Regions from separate parts of the Mus musculus genome. Here region 2 is linked to region 1. Evidence: chromatin loops called from intact Hi-C (ENCODE). Cell type or tissue: left cerebral cortex. All regions are shown on one strand. Links, peaks and the distances in the headings refer to the core of each region. The heading gives the core; the rest is flanking DNA. Region 1 holds the start of Zfp513 (zinc finger protein 513). Region 2 overlaps Krtcap3 (keratinocyte associated protein 3).

What was found. Peaks named below come from ENCODE experiments on the same cell type or tissue, not always from the same donor. Only the 100,000 strongest peaks of a DNase experiment are listed, where the experiment ranks them.
Region 2: a loop joins it to region 1, with 2.0 times the contacts of the local background. A loop is called at or near these places in 4 of 42 quality-filtered maps.

Annotation. Positions count from the first base shown.
Region 1 is chr5:31,195,795-31,204,962 of GRCm38, reverse strand. Snx17 (sorting nexin 17) reads right to left here. Exons shown (of 15, transcript NM_153680.2): 5 at 9,107-9,168; 6 at 8,922-9,012; 7 at 8,699-8,786; 8 at 8,413-8,482; 9 at 7,888-7,980; 10 at 7,590-7,793; 11 at 7,217-7,342; 12 at 7,023-7,100; 13 at 6,819-6,893; 14 at 6,686-6,727; 15 at 6,063-6,605. The coding sequence ends at 6,492. It overlaps Zfp513 (zinc finger protein 513), which reads left to right and starts at 2,660. Exons shown (of 4, transcript NM_175311.4): 1 at 2,660-2,976; 2 at 3,225-3,380; 3 at 4,141-4,728; 4 at 4,816-5,982. The coding sequence starts at 2,922. The coding sequence ends at 5,642. It overlaps Ppm1g (protein phosphatase 1G (formerly 2C), magnesium-dependent, gamma isoform), which reads left to right. Exons shown (of 10, transcript NM_008014.3): 7 at 276-510; 8 at 804-933; 9 at 1,289-1,391; 10 at 1,679-2,295. The coding sequence ends at 1,882. In left cerebral cortex, for the core only: a CTCF peak has its summit at 4,854 (motif pointing right); DNase peaks (open chromatin) are centred at 4,912, 5,173, 5,778, 8,957 and 4 more places; H3K4me3 peaks cover 2,161 bases; H3K27ac peaks cover 2,175 bases.
Region 2 is chr5:31,252,273-31,261,441 of GRCm38, reverse strand. It overlaps Krtcap3 (keratinocyte associated protein 3), which reads right to left. Exons shown (of 7, transcript NM_001363337.1): 4 at 8,871-9,077; 5 at 8,653-8,787; 6 at 8,440-8,547; 7 at 8,245-8,348. The coding sequence ends at 8,440. Ift172 (intraflagellar transport 172) reads left to right here. Exons shown (of 48, transcript NM_026298.5): 32 at 1-3; 33 at 335-515; 34 at 710-819; 35 at 919-1,048; 36 at 3,530-3,628; 37 at 3,816-3,925; 38 at 4,048-4,111; 39 at 4,467-4,553; 40 at 4,771-4,887; 41 at 5,767-5,877; 42 at 6,072-6,191; 43 at 6,694-6,789; 44 at 6,981-7,040; 45 at 7,125-7,223; 3 more. The coding sequence ends at 8,107. Among named protein-coding and RNA genes, the nearest start is that of Krtcap3, 5.2 kb to the right of the region's middle. In left cerebral cortex, for the core only: CTCF peaks have their summits at 2,533 (motif pointing right), 2,735 (motif pointing left) and 5,537 (motif pointing right); no DNase peak of the experiment used is centred there; H3K27ac peaks cover 654 bases.

The sequences.
Region 1 (9,168 bases), core at 1,169-9,168:
ACAAGGGACTGGTATAAGTCTCGTGAGTTTTGATATTTGGAAGTATATCCCCTTGGTGTTTTAGTCTTTAATTCATCATCAGGAGAATTAATTCTACAGTAGGAACTCTTAAGGGTAGTCTGAATAGGTTTGCCTTGGAAAGGGTACAGGAGCATGCTGCTGTCTCTCTGGACAGCTCTTCCTATTGATTGTTAAAGCTCTCATATAGATAGTTGGGTCAGAGGGGTGCACTCCTACCGAGGAGCTTCCACAAGGCTCTGCTTGTTCCTTTTAAGCCTGGTTCTGACAGTGGCACAACAGCGGTGGTGGCTCTGATCAGAGGGAAGCAGTTGATTGTGGCCAATGCAGGAGACTCTCGCTGTGTGGTGTCCGAGGCTGGCAAAGCTTTAGATATGTCCTATGACCACAAACCAGAGGATGAAGTGGAGCTGGCACGCATCAAGAATGCTGGTGGCAAGGTCACCATGGATGGACGAGTCAATGGAGGCCTCAACCTCTCCAGGGCCATTGGTAAGGACTAAGAAACTAGGCAATCTTGGGGTTTTGTCCTGTGTCCCAAACTACCAATAGCAAAGTTTAAGCCCTGTGCTCTTCAGAATAAGCTCATGCCTTCTTTGTTCTTAAATACCTCTGTAAAATGGTAAAGTTATACTTTTCCCTGTGTTCTGGATGTTAAAAGAGGCAAATGAGCTCTTTGTTCTGAGAGCAGATCTGAAACTAGAAAAGATGAAACTTAAAGATTTGACCCACCTCTAATACAAGTCTGGGAATTAGTCAAACTACTCACCGTCCTTACTTTTCAGGAGACCACTTCTACAAGAGAAACAAAAACTTGCCACCCCAGGAACAGATGATTTCTGCCCTTCCTGACATCAAGGTGCTGACTCTCACTGATGACCATGAATTCATGGTCATTGCTTGTGACGGCATCTGGTGAGCACTGGTGAAAGAAATGCCCTTAAACACCCTTGTGCAACCTTGCTCATCTCTTAAGAGCACTGACTGCTCTTCCAGAGGTCCTGAGTTCAATTTCCAGCACCCACATGGTGGCTCACAACCATCTGTAATGAGATCTGATGCACTCTTCTGGAGTGTCTGAAGATAGCTACTGTGTACTCATTTACTTAAAATAGATAATTATTTTTAAAAATGTTTTGAAAACGCGCACTAAGCCCCAGGCCAAGCCGAGGAGCATTTACAGGGGTGTTGAAATTGGCCTGCGTCAGTACTGATGCCTACCTGCCTCTCTTTGGTAGGATTAAAGATTGATTGTCATTTTTTGACCCAGGAATGTGATGAGCAGCCAGGAGGTTGTAGACTTTATTCAATCAAAGATCAGTCAACGTGATGAAAACGGGGAGCTTCGGTTATTGTCATCCATTGTGGAAGAGGTGAGTCTAAAGTTGGGAGGCAGGCGCCTGGTTTACACAGACACATCTCTTGAGATGTGAGCAGAGGCTGGGAGTAGAATCACTGTACACACTAGATGACTTTGATTAAAAAGGTGGCTCTTTCCTCATTTCCCTGATGTAGCCTTGGGCCTCAGAAATTCACAGGTTTCTTCTTTGTGATAACTTGCCCATTCCTTCTGTCCTGCCTTCTTGTATTAGCAAGGACAAGCCTTCTTGTGGTACTTTGGTTCAAACCCCATGGCTAAACTGCCTTAACCTTTTTGTAGCTGCTGGATCAGTGCCTGGCGCCAGACACTTCTGGGGATGGTACAGGGTGTGACAACATGACGTGCATCATCATTTGCTTCAAGCCCCGAAACACAGTAGAGCTTCAGGCAGAGAGTGGCAAGAGGAAACTGGAGGAGGCACTGTCCACGGAGGGGGCTGAAGACACCGGCAACAGTGACAAAAAGAAGGCCAAGAGGGACTAGTGGTCAACCGGACCCTGCCCATGTGGACTGTTTTCTGAGCCCTTGGACCCGAGACTGAGTTTTGTCCTTGTCCTTTAGCCTTAGCAGTGGGTATGAGGTGTGCAGGGGGCTGGGTGGCTTTCCTCAGCCCATTACAAAGAGGGCCCCCCACCCCCCCCACGCGGCAGCCTGGGAGGCTCTGCTGTCCTCTTAAGCCTCCTTACTCTCCTTGGGCTCATCGACTATCGGTTCTGTGCCTGTGCTCTGTTGTGTTGGAGGGAAGGACTGGTAGTTCTGATTTTTACTCTGTGAACACTTTATTTAAGGACATTCTTTTTTATTGGCGGCTCTGTGACCCCTAGCCGCTTGCACCCGCTCTCTGTTGTACACTTTCAAGCAACACTTTTTCAGACTAAAGGCCAAACAAAAGCTAATCGTGCTCATAGTGTCCTGCTTTACTCTCCTACCCTGGCCCCATATGTGGTGGGCGGCTGTTGCTGCATGCTTGTGTGTGTCCCGAGCCTCTGGAGAGGGGGCAGTGAATGTGGAGCAGGAGCTGGGAGTCTTAACTCCTGAGTAAGCAGCCCGCTGGAGGCCATCCTGCGCTGTTCGCCTTCAGGCACGACTTCCTAGTTCGTATATGGAGGGGGCAGGGTACCACCTTCCTGGTTGGCTGGTTGGGTTACGCGTCCAGCTTCTGATTGGTTGGCTAGCAGCGCATCACAATCACTTCCTGGTCATGCTGCGACTGCGCTCCGGTTGTACAGCCCATGAACTACGCATCCCGTGTTGCTCTGCGGTGGCGGAAGCGGAAGCGGGTACGGAGGTACCAGCTGGTCTTCGGAGGGGGGTAGGGGGCTCCATGAATGGAAGCGGCGGCGGCGGCGGGAGCGACCTGAGCTGGATTCCGGGGCCGGGGCCAGGGGCTGCCCAGGGCCCGCACCGGTGTATGGGGGCGGTTCGTGGATCCTAAGAGCAAGGACCGACGGCAGGGCCGAACTGGGAGGGGCGGGGCCGGGAGGCCTCGGGCCGGAGGCGCGTCGGGCTGGAGCCGGTCACGATGCCCCGAAGGAAGCAAAGCCATCCACAGCCCGTGAAATGCGAGGGGGTCAAAGGTCAGGGGTCAGGGGCCTTGAGCCGGGAGGAACAGGGGTGGGGTCAGTAGAGTGGGCTCAGGTCAGGGTGGAGGGGGACTCCTGAGGGTTAGGGGCGGATGATCTGGGATCTTCGCTCCTTACCAGAGTATTAAAGGAACCTGAGGGTCATCGAGTACGGGAAGTGCAGTTCACAACAGCTGGCTCCTTGGTTCGGATTATGGGTACTGCTTGGGAGGGAGATTCCACAAGCACCCTCCCCTCTTTAGTGGATACTGAAGATTCCTTCGACGAAGGTCCTGGGGCCCTGGTGTTGGAGAGCGATTTGCTACTAGGCCAAGATCTGGAGTTTGAAGAGGAAGAGGAAGAGGATGAAGGTGACGGCCACAACGACCAGCTCATGGGCTTTGAGAGAGACTCTGAAGGTGTGTTTAAGGGTCGTGGTTTAGGATTAGTGGCAATTGGTAACTCAAGCCCTTTAGAAGGCGGTGCCAGCGACCCGAACACCACTTTCTACAACCTAGAACTCCCTAAAGGTCCCTCAGCAGCATCATTTTGCTGAGGTGAAGTTCGGGTTCGGGCTAAAGGTGGTGTGAATACAGGGGTGGGTAGCCCCAGTTCTTATGCGCACCTCAAGAGGTTCATGCAAGGGAATTATGTAAATAAGCTACTCTTAAAACTCCTTTTTGACCAGTAGCAGCAGATCCTTTTTGTACTGAGGTTTCAGTTTCTATCCTTAAGTCTCTCATTTATTTTTGGGGTATTTTTTAAAGTCAGAGAAAAACCATATAAACGAATCTGCCCTTTCTGTGTAATTTGCACTACATTGTTTCCACTTCCTCTAAATTGTGCCTGCTTGAGAAGGCTTTCATTTCATAACCAGCCTTATATAAAAAGGAGCCTTACTAAACCAGAGCTTACAAAAAAGATCTTGGGATCTTTATATTTTTTTCTTGTCTCAAGAATTAACGTTGCTTCACGTCAGCCTGCACCCTACTTCAAGCTCATGATATTTTCCATTTGTTAAAAATGACATGTCAACCCTGGTGTTAGTAATTAGGCTCAGAGGTAGGACCAAATCAAGGATGAGGCAGGGTAAGTGGGGCTACATGTGAGAAGTGAGAGTTTGGAACTCAGTCTTGAGCCATGTTGACCGGTTGTTTTTTTTCCCTTACGTTTCACCAGGAGACTCTCAGGGGGCCAGACCTGGACTTCCCTATGGGCTGAGTGACGACGAGTCTGGGGGCGGCCGCGCACTAAGTGCGGAGAGTGAAGTTGAGGAACCAGCCAGGGGTCCAGGGGAGGCCAGGGGTGAGAGGCCAGGCCCAGCCTGTCAGCTGTGTGGGGGGCCGACAGGTGAGGGGCCGTGTTGTGGGGCAGGAGGGCCGGGTGGGGGGCCCCCGCTGCCCCCACGGCTACTGTACTCATGCCGGCTGTGCGCCTTCGTGTCCCACTACTCGAGCCACCTGAAGCGGCACATGCAGACACACAGCGGGGAGAAGCCGTTCCGCTGTGGCCGCTGCCCCTACGCCTCAGCCCAGCTCGTCAACCTGACGCGACATACCCGCACCCATACTGGCGAGAAGCCCTACCGCTGTCCCCACTGCCCCTTTGCCTGCAGCAGCCTGGGCAACCTGAGGCGGCATCAGCGCACCCACACAGGGCCTCCCACTCCTCCCTGCCCAACCTGTGGCTTTCGATGCTGTGCTCCACGACCAACCCGGCCTCCCAGTCCCACAGAGCAGGAGGGGACAATGCCCCGACGATCAGAAGGTAAAAAGAACACCAGGCATCTTGGGACATGGGTTGGTGGTGATAGGGATGCTTGGATTAATGGCCCATATCTCATTGTTCCCACAGATGCGCTGATCCTGCCAGACTTGAGTCTTCATGTGCCACCAGGTGGTGCCAGTTTCCTGCCAGACTGTGGGCAGCTGCGGGGTGAAGGGGAGAGCTTGTGTGGAACTGGATCCGAACCACTGCCAGAGCTACTGTTCCCTTGGACCTGCCGGGGCTGTGGACAGGAACTGGAGGAGGGTGAGGGCAGCAGGCTGGGAGCTGCCATGTGTGGGCGCTGCATGCGAGGAGAGGCTGGAGGGGTTGCCACTGGGGGACCCCAGGGCCCTGGTGACAAAGGCTTTGCCTGTAGTTTATGCCCCTTTGCCACTCACTACCCCAACCACCTGGCTCGGCACATGAAGACTCACAGTGGTGAGAAACCCTTCCGCTGTGCCCGCTGTCCATACGCCTCTGCTCATCTGGATAACCTGAAACGGCACCAGCGCGTCCACACAGGAGAAAAGCCCTACAAGTGCCCCCTCTGTCCGTATGCCTGTGGCAACCTGGCCAACCTCAAGCGTCATGGTCGCATCCACTCTGGTGACAAACCTTTTCGGTGTAGCCTTTGCAACTACAGCTGCAACCAGAGTATGAACCTCAAACGTCATATGCTGCGACACACGGGCGAGAAGCCCTTCCGCTGTGCCACCTGCGCCTATACCACAGGCCACTGGGACAACTACAAGCGTCATCAGAAGGTGCATGGCCATGGTGGAGCAGGAGGGCCTGGTCTCTCTGCCCCTGAGGGCTGGGCCCCACCTCATAGCCCACCCTCTGTTTTGAGCACTCGGGGTCCAGCAGCCCTGGGTGCTACTGGTAGCAGGGCTCTTCATTCAGACTCACCTTGAACTAACTAGGTTCTTTTACCTGGGGCTCTAGGAATTAGCCCTATGCCTCCTGCATTTTATACAAATGAACTAGAAACCACCTTTCCCTTTCTCCCCCGCTGGTCAGGGGCTCCACACAGACTAACCTAGGCACTATATGGACCAGCCTGAATCCCATGGTCAGGGGGCCATATAGACCAGGGGACTTGTCTTAGCTCACGTACCAGATGAGCTAAGTGATTAGGGCCTTGGATTCACCGCCACTGCTCCCAGAGGCTATGGATGAACTGGTTGGGAGCTGCCCAGCCTTTTACTGTTTTAACTTATTTCAGTGCTTTATAATAAAGGAAACACTAACAGAGCCATGTCTCTGCTGAATTGGCAATGGCAACTATTTAGGCCTTACCCCTTCTGACAGGGGCAGTGAGAGGGAACCAAAGGTAGGCGGCAATCAGGCTGAGTTTAATGATGGGGAGCTGCTCAGACCATTCACAGACCTCTGCCCACCCTTTGCCCAGGCCCTGAAAAGCCAGAAACAACCCATGGAGTGCTGGAGTTCCTCAAAAGCCAGAAACAACCCATGGAGTGTTAGAGTTCCTCTCCGAGGCAAGTAGCCACAGTCTCTTGGACTTTGTGCAAAATACTAAATGCTAATTTGGCATCAAGGGCCAGCTCTAAAAAAGAGACAGTGATCTTTTGTGTAGCCAGCCCAGGAAAAGGGAAGGTATGGTTAGGAGGCCCCTGGCCAAGAGGAACAAGGAGAAGTGGGGAGGGAATAGGAAGAGACTCCCCTAACGTGGGAGCATAGGCACAGGGCAAGTGTGTATAAATCTCCTCTCAGGTAGAGGGCAGACATCCAGGCAGCTGAGATTACAGATCCTCATCTCCAATGCCCTCGAAGGCGAAATTGCCGTGGACGGCACTGGCACTGGCATCTGTGCTGGGACTGCCAATCCCCCGCAAGCTCACAGCACTCAGTTTACTCTGTAACAGAGGTGGGAGGAGGGTCAGAGGGTGGCAGCCTGTGAGGCCCTACAGTCAACCTCACCAACCCTGTAACTCACTGAGAGTTTCACCATGGACTCCCGGCTGGCGTCTGGTGACTCCTGGGGGGAAGGAGGCAGAACGGTTAGATTTAGGGGCAGCAGGAAGGCAAGGCTGAGCTGGGAGCCAAGGTGCTAGCTGACATTAACTTACGAGCAATGGTGGGGACTTCACTGCTTGCTGGCTGTCTGAACGTCTCAGGGTGCCCCCCACCCGCCGGCGCAGCATCTGATACAGAGAGAAAATTCACTTCAGAGCCCAACCACTTCCCCTTCCTCCCAAGAGAAACTTACTCCTAGGACAAACCAAACCGGGAGAGCACAGCCACTCAGCTGTTCAGTCTCTGCCGCCGCTTACCTTCCTGATACTGCCCCCAGATTTCTTCACCATCAGCTCATCTACCATGGACTGCAGGCAGATGCTCATCATGATAGCCTAAGGGCAAGAAGGTGACTCAGTCTGAAGAGAAGTCATCCCCACCCAGGTCTACAACACGGACTCCCACTTGGGGACCTGAGGGCTTCATAAGAGCTCTGAGGGTGGGCTCATACCTGTGGGCTGGTGATGGTGACCCACTGTAGCCGGTCCTTGCTCATGAGGTATTCAAAAGCCAGTTCCAGGCGAACCTCACCCCGACCCCGGCTTGGACTGCTCGTGCCCCCACTAGGGAGTGGCACCTAGAAGAGGAATAGGGGTCAGGCTGAATTCATGTTGGCCATAGTGCCACGGAGTTTGCACCAGCCTCAAGATGTGGGAAAAAAAAAGCCCAGTCACAAAAGAAAGCCAGGTGTGCTAATTGTAGCCACTGGAAAGCTGAGGTGGGAGGGTCATGAGTTCAAAGACACCTAGGCTACACAGTTCCAGGCCAGTACTAGCATAACTAGACGTCTCAAAAAAAGAAAGAAAGAAAGAAAAGAAACTCACAGAGGAGGTGACCCGCCAGCATCGCATTCGGGTAACACGGAAAGAGCCTTCACGGAGTTGCTGGCCTGGTAGTCGCAGCTGGAGACTGAGCTCACTGTTGCCTGCGCTCACCACAACAGGGCAATCCTTCTCTGGAAAGTCAGCCACACAGGCATCAAAGCGCAGATAGCCATAGTGCCGCAGAGTTTGGGCCAGCCGCAAGAACTGAAAAATGTTCACCAGGTGTGGTTAGTTACAAGACAGGGAGTAGCTCAGAGCTCGTAACCCTTACAGGGAGACAAGGCAAAAACCAGCTCACCTCCTTTTTGGAGACCTTCTCTTGCAGAGATTTGAGCTGCCGGTGCTGCTCTTTGGTGACCAGGATCCAGCCATGCTCAATGTCTGACACCGTCTACATACAGTGGAGACAACGAATGGAAAGTTGGGGATCCCAGTTAGTACTTCCAGTGAAGTGATCAAAGTGAGCTCTGAGCCGGGCGTGGTGGTACACGCCTTTAATCCCAGCACTCAGGAGGCAAAGGCAGGCAGATCTACAGATCTGAGTTCGAGGCCAGCCTGGTCTACAAAGTGAGTTCCAGGACAGCCAGGGCTACACAGAGAAACCCTGTCTAGAGAAAAAAAGTGAGCTCTGCTGTCATCGTGAGCTGAGAGCTAACTGCAGTGAGGCCTTGACCTTTTCAGTTTATAGAGTCAGTGTCAGGAGCTCTGACCAATATTCTAGGGACTTCCTCAGGACCTGGGAACCAGTCATGGAGTTTTCTTGGGAAAGTGGAATATGAGTCACCACTTCACGGCAAGAATTCTGAGTCAGCTCCAAACTCACCTGAGCATAAAGCAGGTTCAGGCCAACCCGGTTCTCCATGACATCGTCGTCATAGGCAGAGTCCCAATAACTGTGAGGTGGAAATGGGTCACAGGGCTAAGCAAAAGTAGAATGGAAAATGGGCAAGCGAACAATTGCAACTCTGGGGTAATCAATGGTGGAGCCGAACGAGAAGGGTGGGAGGTGTGAGTACAACATCCACTGCGGTTCCCTCGGCAAAGCTACTTCAGTATGAGGCCCAGCCATCCAGCCCACACCCTCTCCTGCTTTAAGGCTCTGCCCTGACCTCTTTCTGAGCACAATCTTATACTCTTGACTCCGAAGACTGGTAACAGAAACATAAGGCAGTTCAAACTCCTGCAGCTTCCGTACAACTACAGATTAAAAAAGGAAAGTGTGATCAGACTAAAGAGGAAGGAAAGCCATGGACCTGCTTGGAGGAAATGTCCCATTCTCACAGCAGGAACTCACTGCCTGAAGCGCAAGCAGTAAAGGACAGCGACACTCACAAGAAAAGGCTCCATCTTCTTTTTCTCGAACAAGGAAGAGACTAAAATATCCGATCAAGTCATCTGGAAGATCCAGCTTTGCAGCCACAGCCTGGGAACAGGAAGTACAACTTAACCAACCAGCTATTTTAGTGCAGAGCCTAGTGTGCCCTGGGCACTTGGGCTGTCTTCAACAACCACCTCACCTCCAGGACATCTTCTGTCTGGTCAGAAGTTAGCACAGTTACCAGAACTTTCTGTCCATTGC
Region 2 (9,169 bases), core at 886-8,885, 57 kb before region 1:
CATGTGAGTTTCCCCGTATCCTTTTTTTTTTCAATTATTTATGCATATGGAAGTCAGATGGCAACCTACAGGAGTTGGTTCTCTCCTATCATGTGGTTCTAGGATTTGAATCAGGTCATGAATTTTTGTGGCAAGCACCTCTACCCACTGAGTTGTCCGTCTCTCCAGCCTCTGTCCTAAGACAGGATAGAGATACTGCCCTGGGATCTTTTCTGGTCCTTTACTTGCAACCCTAGCATAAACCTGGTAACCCCTCAGCTGTACGACTGTTTGCTTCCACTACTAAGGCTTCAGTCCTCGACTCAACAGCTCCTATGTCCCCCATCTTGGGCAGGTTTGTCCACAACCAGGACTGGGAGGCAGCTCAGCGCGTGGCTGAGGCCCACGATCCTGACAGCGTTGCTGAGGTACTTGTAGGTCAAGCCCGTGGGGCCTTGGAGGAGAAGGACTTTCAGAAGGCAGAAGGGTTACTACTTCGGGCCCAGAGACCAGGTCTGGCTCTCAATTATTATAAGGTGAGTGATATTATAAGGTATAGTGATATTTGGGCCACAAAGGATAAGAGGCCACAGAGCTCCACACTGATTCCTGGCAAGAAGAGGGACAGGGAGGTCTAAGAAGTCTGTAGTCAGGCCAGAGGAACCTGTGTAGTGGTAGGAAGCGTTCGAGCCCCCACCTCTGCCCTTCTGATACCTGAAAATCTGAGCAGGAGGCTGGACTCTGGAGCGACGCTCTGAGAATCTGCAAGGACTATGTGCCTGGCCAGCTAGAGGCCCTACAGGAAGAGTATGAGCGAGAAGCTACCAAGAAGGGAGGCAGGTAAGAAGCCTTATGCCCAGGCAGTGTGATCAGGAGTCGATGGGCTGGACCACACTACCCCTCCCCAGTCCTGATCATTAAACATTCTCCTCCCCACAGAGGGGTGGAGGGACTTGTAGAGCAAGCACGGCAGTGGGAACAGGCTGGAGAGTATAGCCGTGCAGTGGACTGCTACCTCAAAGTTCGCGACTCAGGAAGCAGTGGCCTGATGGAGAAGTGCTGGATGAAGGTGAGGAGTCGTGCATCCTGACTCCTGCCCCCATTCCCTGAAGTCCATTCCCACGTGGCTGCCTTTACAAACCCTCATCCTGCTCTTCCAGTGACTTTACTTCAAGTAGCAGATGTCTACTAAGTACCTGCAGTGTATGCTAGAGCCAGACATCTGAAGGCTAGACGAGATGTAAGATACACACCCTGCGCAGCCAGGGTTAGGGACTAATTACTACCAAATCCGAGTAAAGACTGGGGTGTGTGAAGTGCAGCACAGAGACACCTGAGCTCTCTGTGGGCTGGAGTAGTCCTGGAAGTTCTCGGAAGAAGGAAGGAGAGCTTGAAGGACAGCTTCAGACCAGGGTAAAGGCCATGGAAAAAACATGGGCTCCTCTTCACACCTCCACATAACAGCCAGCTCCTGCAAAGCCGCCTCCCCTACAGTGGACTAAGCAAACCCAGTCCTCTTCACCAGTCCTAACACAGGTTATCAGTCAAGGACACAAAACTGATAGTGTGTGTATATGCCTGAGATGAGAAATTGGCTCAGTAACCAAGGTAGGCAAGTCCCAGGATTTGCATGGAGACTGGGAAGCAGGAAGCCCTGGGGTAGAAAGTGATGTCTTTCCTGTGTGAAGGCTGGAGCCCCAAGAAGAGCTACCATTTCAGTTCCAGAGTGAGGGCAGGAAAAAGCCAGTGTCCCAGTCTAGACAGCATTTGGGCAGGATGAGGTTTCCTTTACTCAGGGTAAGATAAGCCTTGTGTTCAGTTCAAAGTCTTAGCTGATTGGACACAGCCCATCTGCATTGGGAAGGTCCATCTGCCTTACCATGTAAACACCTCAACCAAATACATCCTCACAGAAACACCCAAAGTTTTGACCACTACCTGCATTCCAGGTATTTCGGTCATGACGAAGAACTAAGGACCTTGGGTACCTAAGGGGCTGGGCAGCAGCTGGCTTTCTAAGCTAAACATTGTTGTATTGCTGCCCTTACACTTCTGGGGTCGTTGAATGGGTCCCAGGAAGTGAAGCAAAAGAGGTAGAGGGGCTGAGGGTTTGTTGTGAGATCTGAGACTTTAATCAGCAACCACTAAGCATCCGATACTTTCTATGCTGTTTACTGACATCTGGATGGGGTACTTTCAGATTGGTCATAGGATGGCTCTCAGGATGGGGAGAAAGCATGCTTTAAGCCTTGCAGAGTTTGGCAGGCCAAGAAAGGAAAGGGGAATTAATCTAGACTATAGATAAACTGGGTCACATGGAAATGAAAATCAGTGAAGATGTGGACATCCCAGTGGAAACAGTTAAGCAAAGCTGTTGAAATCGTCCAGGTCAGCCCTGCCTGCTGGGAACATAATGTAAAGTACAAATGTGTTATTTCAGGTTTTGGGGTTTTTTTGGGCGCGGGGGGGTGTATTTATTTTATATATGTGAGTATACTGTAGCTATCTTCAGACACACCAGAAGAGGGCATCAGACCCCATTACAGATGGTTTTGAGCCACCATGTGGTTGCTGGAAATTGAACTCAGGACCTCTGGAAGAGCAGTCAGTGCTCTTAACCACTGAGCCATCTCTCCAGCCCATTATTTCAGCTTTTTAATACCTGTTTTTGATTAAGATTAAAAAGAGACAGAGAGAGAGTTGGGCTGGAGATCCTAAGTTCAATTCCCAGCAACCACATGGTGGCTCACAACCATCTGCAATGGGAACTGGTGCCCTCTGTTGGTGTGCAGGTGTGCATGTAGGCAGAACACTGTACACAGTAAATAAATCTTAAAAGAGAGATTGTGTGTGTGAGAGTGAGTCAGAGTTAAAGTAATTGCAATACACCTAACTGAACATTTAAAACTTGACATCTTGGGCTCTGCAGTTACGAGCACATGCTGGTCCCCCAGAGGACTCAGACCATGTCCCCAGCATCCATATGGCAGTTCAAGCCATATGGAACCCCAGTTCTAGAGGATCCATCACCCTCCCACTTCTAGCCTCCATGGGCACCAGATACCCAGACAAAAATACAGTCAAAACACCCATACACATAACATAAAAATAAATAAAATCTTTAAAATATAGACATTTCAACCTAATACTCATTGAACCTAATATTACTGGTATTTGCCATTTTTTTTGTACTGTTTTCAAAACCCAGTGAACATGAACAGTCTGAGGCTCACAAATAGCTGCAGGTTGTCTGCAGTTCTCATTTCTGTTTTCTCTATACTTTGGTACTGAGATTTTTATCTTTGACAAAGAAAATGCAGTGACCTCAGACAGCCAGGGAAGCATCTGAAGAGCTGTTAGCCAGGTGGAAGGCACAGCGGCGAGGTCCAGGGTGCTCAGCCAAGCGACCACGAGCCAGGCTTCCATGGGGAAGCGGGGAGATGAGGAAGGAGCCTGAGGAAGGGAAGTGGAGGAGAGCAACAGGAAGGCCATGCAGCCTTGGCCCACTTTGTTTCTTCCACCCATTTCCAATCTCTGTTCATCCACTCAGGCGGCTGAACTGTCCATCAAGTTCCTGCCTCCCCAGCGCAGTCTGGAAGTCGTCCGGGTTGTAGGGCCCCAGCTGATCGGGATTGGAAAGCACAGTGCTGTAAGTAGGCCCTGACCGGATCCCACATGCACGGGTGGAACGATGACGCATCACCCAGATGTGGGGCTGGGCCCCGTGGCAGCTGTTGCAGTGTTCTGGGCAGAGGGAGGGTGGGAGTTCACCAAGTGGGGGAAGACCACTGCGTCACATGGAAAGATCATTTTCACTCTGATATCCCACTGTGCAGGCTGCAGAACTCTATCTGAACCTGGACCTTGTCAAAGAAGCAATCGATGCTTTCATTGAGGGGGAAGAGTGGAACAAGGCCAAGCGCGTGGCCAAAGAGCTAGATCCCCGGTAACCGATAGGAGCTAAACTTTTTAGTTCCTTTTATAAACACCGGAGTGGAAGGAGAAAGTTCTGGGGAGGGTGTGGCGTCCCAAGACCATGAAGTTAACAGTCTCTGTATATCTTCCCAGGTATGAGGACTATGTGGATCAGCACTATAAGGAGTTCCTCAAGAACCAGGGCAAAGTGGATTCGGTAAGGCTCTGAAGTTAGGAGGCTGAGCTCTGCCTAGCATATACATACATACATACATATATATATATATATATACATACATACATACACACACACACACACACACACATATATATATATATGGCACTGGGTCAAGAGGCTGAGCTCTATATATATGTATATATATGTGTGTATATATATATATATATATATATATGTATGTATATATATATATAACACCCAGTGCCATATATATATATGGCACTGGGTTCGGCCCCAGCAGCACAAGAGAGAAACAAGAAGAGTAAATGCCAAATTCCTGAAGAGGTACTAGAGATCCTCTGTCCCCTCAGCTCACCATTTTTTTGCTCTACAGCTGGTGGGTGTGGACGTAGTAGCTGCCTTGGACCTGTATGTGGAGCAGGGCCAGTGGGATAAATGCATTGAAACAGCTACCAAGCAGGTACTGCGCTCCCTCCCTGCTTCTGAGCTTCCCACCTCTTAACTCCACCAGTGGCCAATCTGCAAAGGCCCCTACTGAACATCAGTCTTTGGTAACTCTGATACTATGGTCAGAACTGTACGTGCCCTTTACTCCCTGAACAAATCCCTGGTCTCTTGCTGCCAGTTCTTATTGATCTGAGCCTTGTCCATGTCCTCCCTCCCAAACTCCCAAACAGAACTACAAGATTCTGCACAAGTATGTGGCTTTGTATGCAACTCATCTGATCCGAGAAGGTGGCTATGCCCAGGCACTGGCCCTCTATGTGCAACACGGAGCCCCTGCAAACCCACAGGTACAGCCTTCTTGGGAATTCATTCTGCAGCCATCCTTTCAGTCATCTCTAAGACTCCTGTCCTGGAACACACAGACTCCTTGGAGGATTTATCCCTTGAAGAACTTACTCAAGTAGCCATCCATGCTCTTATTAAAAACACACCGCGCCAGGCGTGGTGGCGCATGCCTTTAATCCCAGCACTTGGGAGGCAGAGGCAGGTGGATTTCTGAGTTCAAGGCCAGCTTGGTCTACAGAGTGAGTTCCAGGACAGCCAGGGCTATACAGAGAAACCCTGTCTCGAAAAAAACTAAAAACAAAAACACACTGACTTGTCTGTCCAAGAGGAAGTGTGAATACCCTTTAAAGGTCATACTCACTTTGTTCTCCTATGGAGAACCAGGGTTCTCTAGACTATCAGCCTGGTAACACGGTGGCTGTTCTCACATTTATAGATCCACCCACACTGACTTTTATTTTTTGTTGTGGGTTTTGTCTGTCTGTTATTCTAAGTCATAACTCATGTAGGCCAGGCCAGCCTGGAACTCACTATGGAGCCTAGGATAACCTTGAGATCCTGGTCTTACTGCCAAAAAAAAAAAAATTCTGCTTTAAAAAAAAAAAAAAAGGATTTATTTTATGTATATGAGTACGCTGTAGCTGTCTTCAGACACACCAGAAGAGGGCATCAGATCCCATTACAGATGGTTGTGAGCCACCATGTGGTTGTTGGGAATTAAACTCAGGACCTCTGGAAGGGCAGCCAGTGCTCTTAACCGCTGAGCCATCTCTCCAGCCCTAAAATAGTTTTCTTAACATCTCTGCCTTCTCCATCAATCTAGGCTGCGCTCCTATACACACAGCTCACTCACTCAGGTGCCCTTCCCCCTTAACCTCTAGAATTTCAACATCTACAAAAGGATCTTCACTGACATGGTTAGCTCTCCTGGGACCAACAATGCTGAGGCCTACCATAGCTGGGCTGATCTTCGGGATGTCCTCTTCAACCTGGTAAGAAGAAGGGTCAGCAATGAAATTACAGGGTTCCTTCTTCTGTCCCTGTCCTGGTCTCAGTCCAAATGGGCAGCAGTAACCACTGTACAACCTCCATGGCTTTGCTCTCACCCCACAGCAGCCTAGCTGTGCTCTCATGCTGTCTCTCCTCCCTCCCCTCCCCTCCCCTCCCCCCCCCCTCTATCTCACAGTGTGAAAACCTGGTGAAGTCCAGTGAGGCAAACTCTGCAGCGCATGAGGAGTTTGAGATGATGCTGCTGATCTCTCATTACTACGCTACGCGATCTGCAGCCCAGAGTATCAAACAGCTGGTAAGATCCAGCCAGGGAGATTCATAGCACCCTCAGTCACAAGGACCCACATTCACAGCTATGAAGCTGCACAAGTGTCAGTTCTGGATCTACGAGCCTAGGCCCTTAAACTGCCACGTCTCCCTCTGTGCTTCTCGGTCTAATCAGTCTTTAACACTCGCCAGTCTCTTCCCATACTGCTCTGACCCTAGGGCTCTATGCCCACACAGCCTTACCACCCTCAATCTATTGAAACAGTCAGATGTCTGATAGTTTTTATGTACCTCCTATAAGCACACACAGTTTTGACTTATTTGGTTGTAACTATGTATACATTTCGTGTACTTGGTCAAATTCTAGAAGTGGAAGGAACCTGTACACAATCTGGGGCCAGTTACACTGTGCTGATGAAAGACTGGAATAGCCTGAGATCTAGAGTGGTTCAGAACTGGCTCTGCCTTAGTTACAGGCTCACTGGTCTGGTCACTCAGTCAGGATCATAAACTTCGCCTTAAATCCACAGGAAACCGTAGCTGCCAGGCTTTCTGTTTCGCTCTTGCGCCACACCCAGTTACTCCCTGCAGACAAGGCCTTTTATGAAGCGGGCACTGCTGCCAAGGTGAGCTGGAACAAGGGAAGGGTGGGGCTGAAGAAACAAGGAAATCTAAAATGGGAAGGAGACTCCCTTGAGCAAAGCTGAGTATGGGACCAACGTTGAGAAGGACACAGTCTCTGTCTCTTCCTGGAGTGTCCTAACACCCGGACAAGTAGTACCCATGCTCACAGCCATCTGCAACTTTTCTGTTACAGGAAGTTGGCTGGGAGAACATGGCTTTCATTTTCCTCAATCGGTTCTTGGATCTGACTGATGTAAGTAGGGAAACTGCCCAGAGATGAGGAGCCTTTGCCTGTCACATGCTGTGCCTATCTCCTGGGTGGTTGCTTTGCCCACAGGCAATCGAAGAAGGGACCCTGGATGCCCTGGACCATTCAGATTTTCAGGATACTGACATTCCCTTTGAGGTGCCGCTCCCAGCCAAGCAGCACGTCCCGGTAAGGGGGCAGGACAGGAGAAGGGAAAGGTGTCACCAGTGGGTTGTCACCAGTGGGTTGGCACTGAGAAGGATGGCTCCGGGTTGCTATTCTTCAGTGACACCAGCCCTCACTACTACTCAGGAAAAGCAGAAGCAGTGACTGTGTCCCTCAGATCCCAGGGGGACTATTTATAGCTGGTGTGTGGCCAAAGGCTTAGGAAGGCCCTGTCCTCACCCCATATAAAGCTAGCACTACCTCTCTTCCCCAGGAGGCCCAGAGAGAAGAGGTCCGAGACTGGGTGCTCACAGTCTCGATGGACCAGAGACTGGAGCAGGTTCTGCCCCGGGATGAGCGAGGTGTCTATGAGGCTTCCCTAGTTGCCGCGAGCACTGGAGTTCGGGCACTGCCCTGCCTCATCACAGGTACAGAACCCCACATCGCCCCAGAATCCCACGGCAAGGAGAAAGGCGGGAAAAGCAGAAACGTCAAAATTTCCTTTTGGTGCCAGAGCTACCCCTCCCCACCCAGCTCTCAGCTGCCTAGTCCCCCTTCCACACTCTTGCAAACGCTGCCTTTTCACCTTCTACCACAGGTTACCCCATTTTGAGGAACAAAATTGAATTTAAGCGGCCTGGGAAGGCTGCTAACAAAGACAACTGGAACAAGTTTCTTATGGCCATCAAGGTTAGAGAAGGAGTCTTAAAGACAAAGGAGGCAGTCGGGTGGGGTAGGGGGCGCTGCAAATAGGAATCTCAAAACCCTGCTCAGCCAGGAGCTGATGGTTCCTCTCCTGTTCTCCACTTTGCTCACAGACCTCTCACAGCCCAGTGTGCCAGGACGTGCTCAAGTTCATCAGCCAGTGGTGCGGTGGTCTCCCTAGCACCAGCTTTTCCTTTCAGTGACTGGCGCAGCCGAGACGCTTACATCTGTCCCTCATTAAAGTTCTCTGAGTAGTGGAGACTGCTGCATTCTTTGCTCAATGTCTCTCCACCACAGCACACTGCCCCTACTCTACAAGTAACTGTAATCAGGCAGAAGACAAAATACAAGTTCTTTTATTACAATTATTTATACCACCCTAGGGTCAGGGCCCCCGTGCGTAGTAGAAAACACCTGTGGACTGCGCCTCAGAAGAACACCTGCCTGACAAAGAAAAGAGCCAACCTGAGTCAGAGAGCAAGCAGCGTAGCCCCCGTCCCCAAGAATGCATCCCACCCCAGGGCCTTCACCTGACCTAAACCCAGGTCTTCTGTAAGGCCTGGAAGTCCTGACGGCCATGGAGCAGCTGCACGTTCTCCTGCCTTTTACACTCGGGAAGTTCAAGCTCTGTCAGTTCCTGCAGCTGCCCAAAGGAGGGAATTCAGTAATTGGGACTTAAATTGACACACCAGCTCCTTTTCAACACAACCAGGGTATGGAACGAGCCCTTCCTGTTCCTCTTCCTTACCTGTTCCTGCAACCCTTCCTTCCTGCAGGGCCCAATTCCCCGTAGCGTGAGTGCAGCCACACAACAGTAACCAGAAAGAGCAGCCTCAGCTGCAGACATGAACAGAGAAGGGATCCAGAGAGCCAAAGCTGTATCCTAAAACCCAAAGTAACAAAGAGGACTAGGCCTTGGAGCAAAGGTGAGGACCAGAGTTTCTCCAATAGCAAGAATAAGCTCACATAAATTCTTGTGGGATCAAAGGAGCAGTCAGTGTGTCCAGGCCCCTGGTCCAGCGGTATGGAAGGATCCATCAGTCCTGGGTGGCAATCAGCAATAAGACGGCGGCCACCATTGGCAACAGTGAGCGATACAGCCAGGAGGAGGCCCATGGAGCAGGCAGCAGACAAGAGCAGGTTCACCAAGGCCAGCGTCAGCAGGGCCCAGTGCTAGTGGGGTAGAAGACCTGGGTAAACAGCCTGTTTGTTTCTCCGTGATACTTCTCTATTTGAGGCTCCTGTCCATTGGTAGTGTGCTGAGA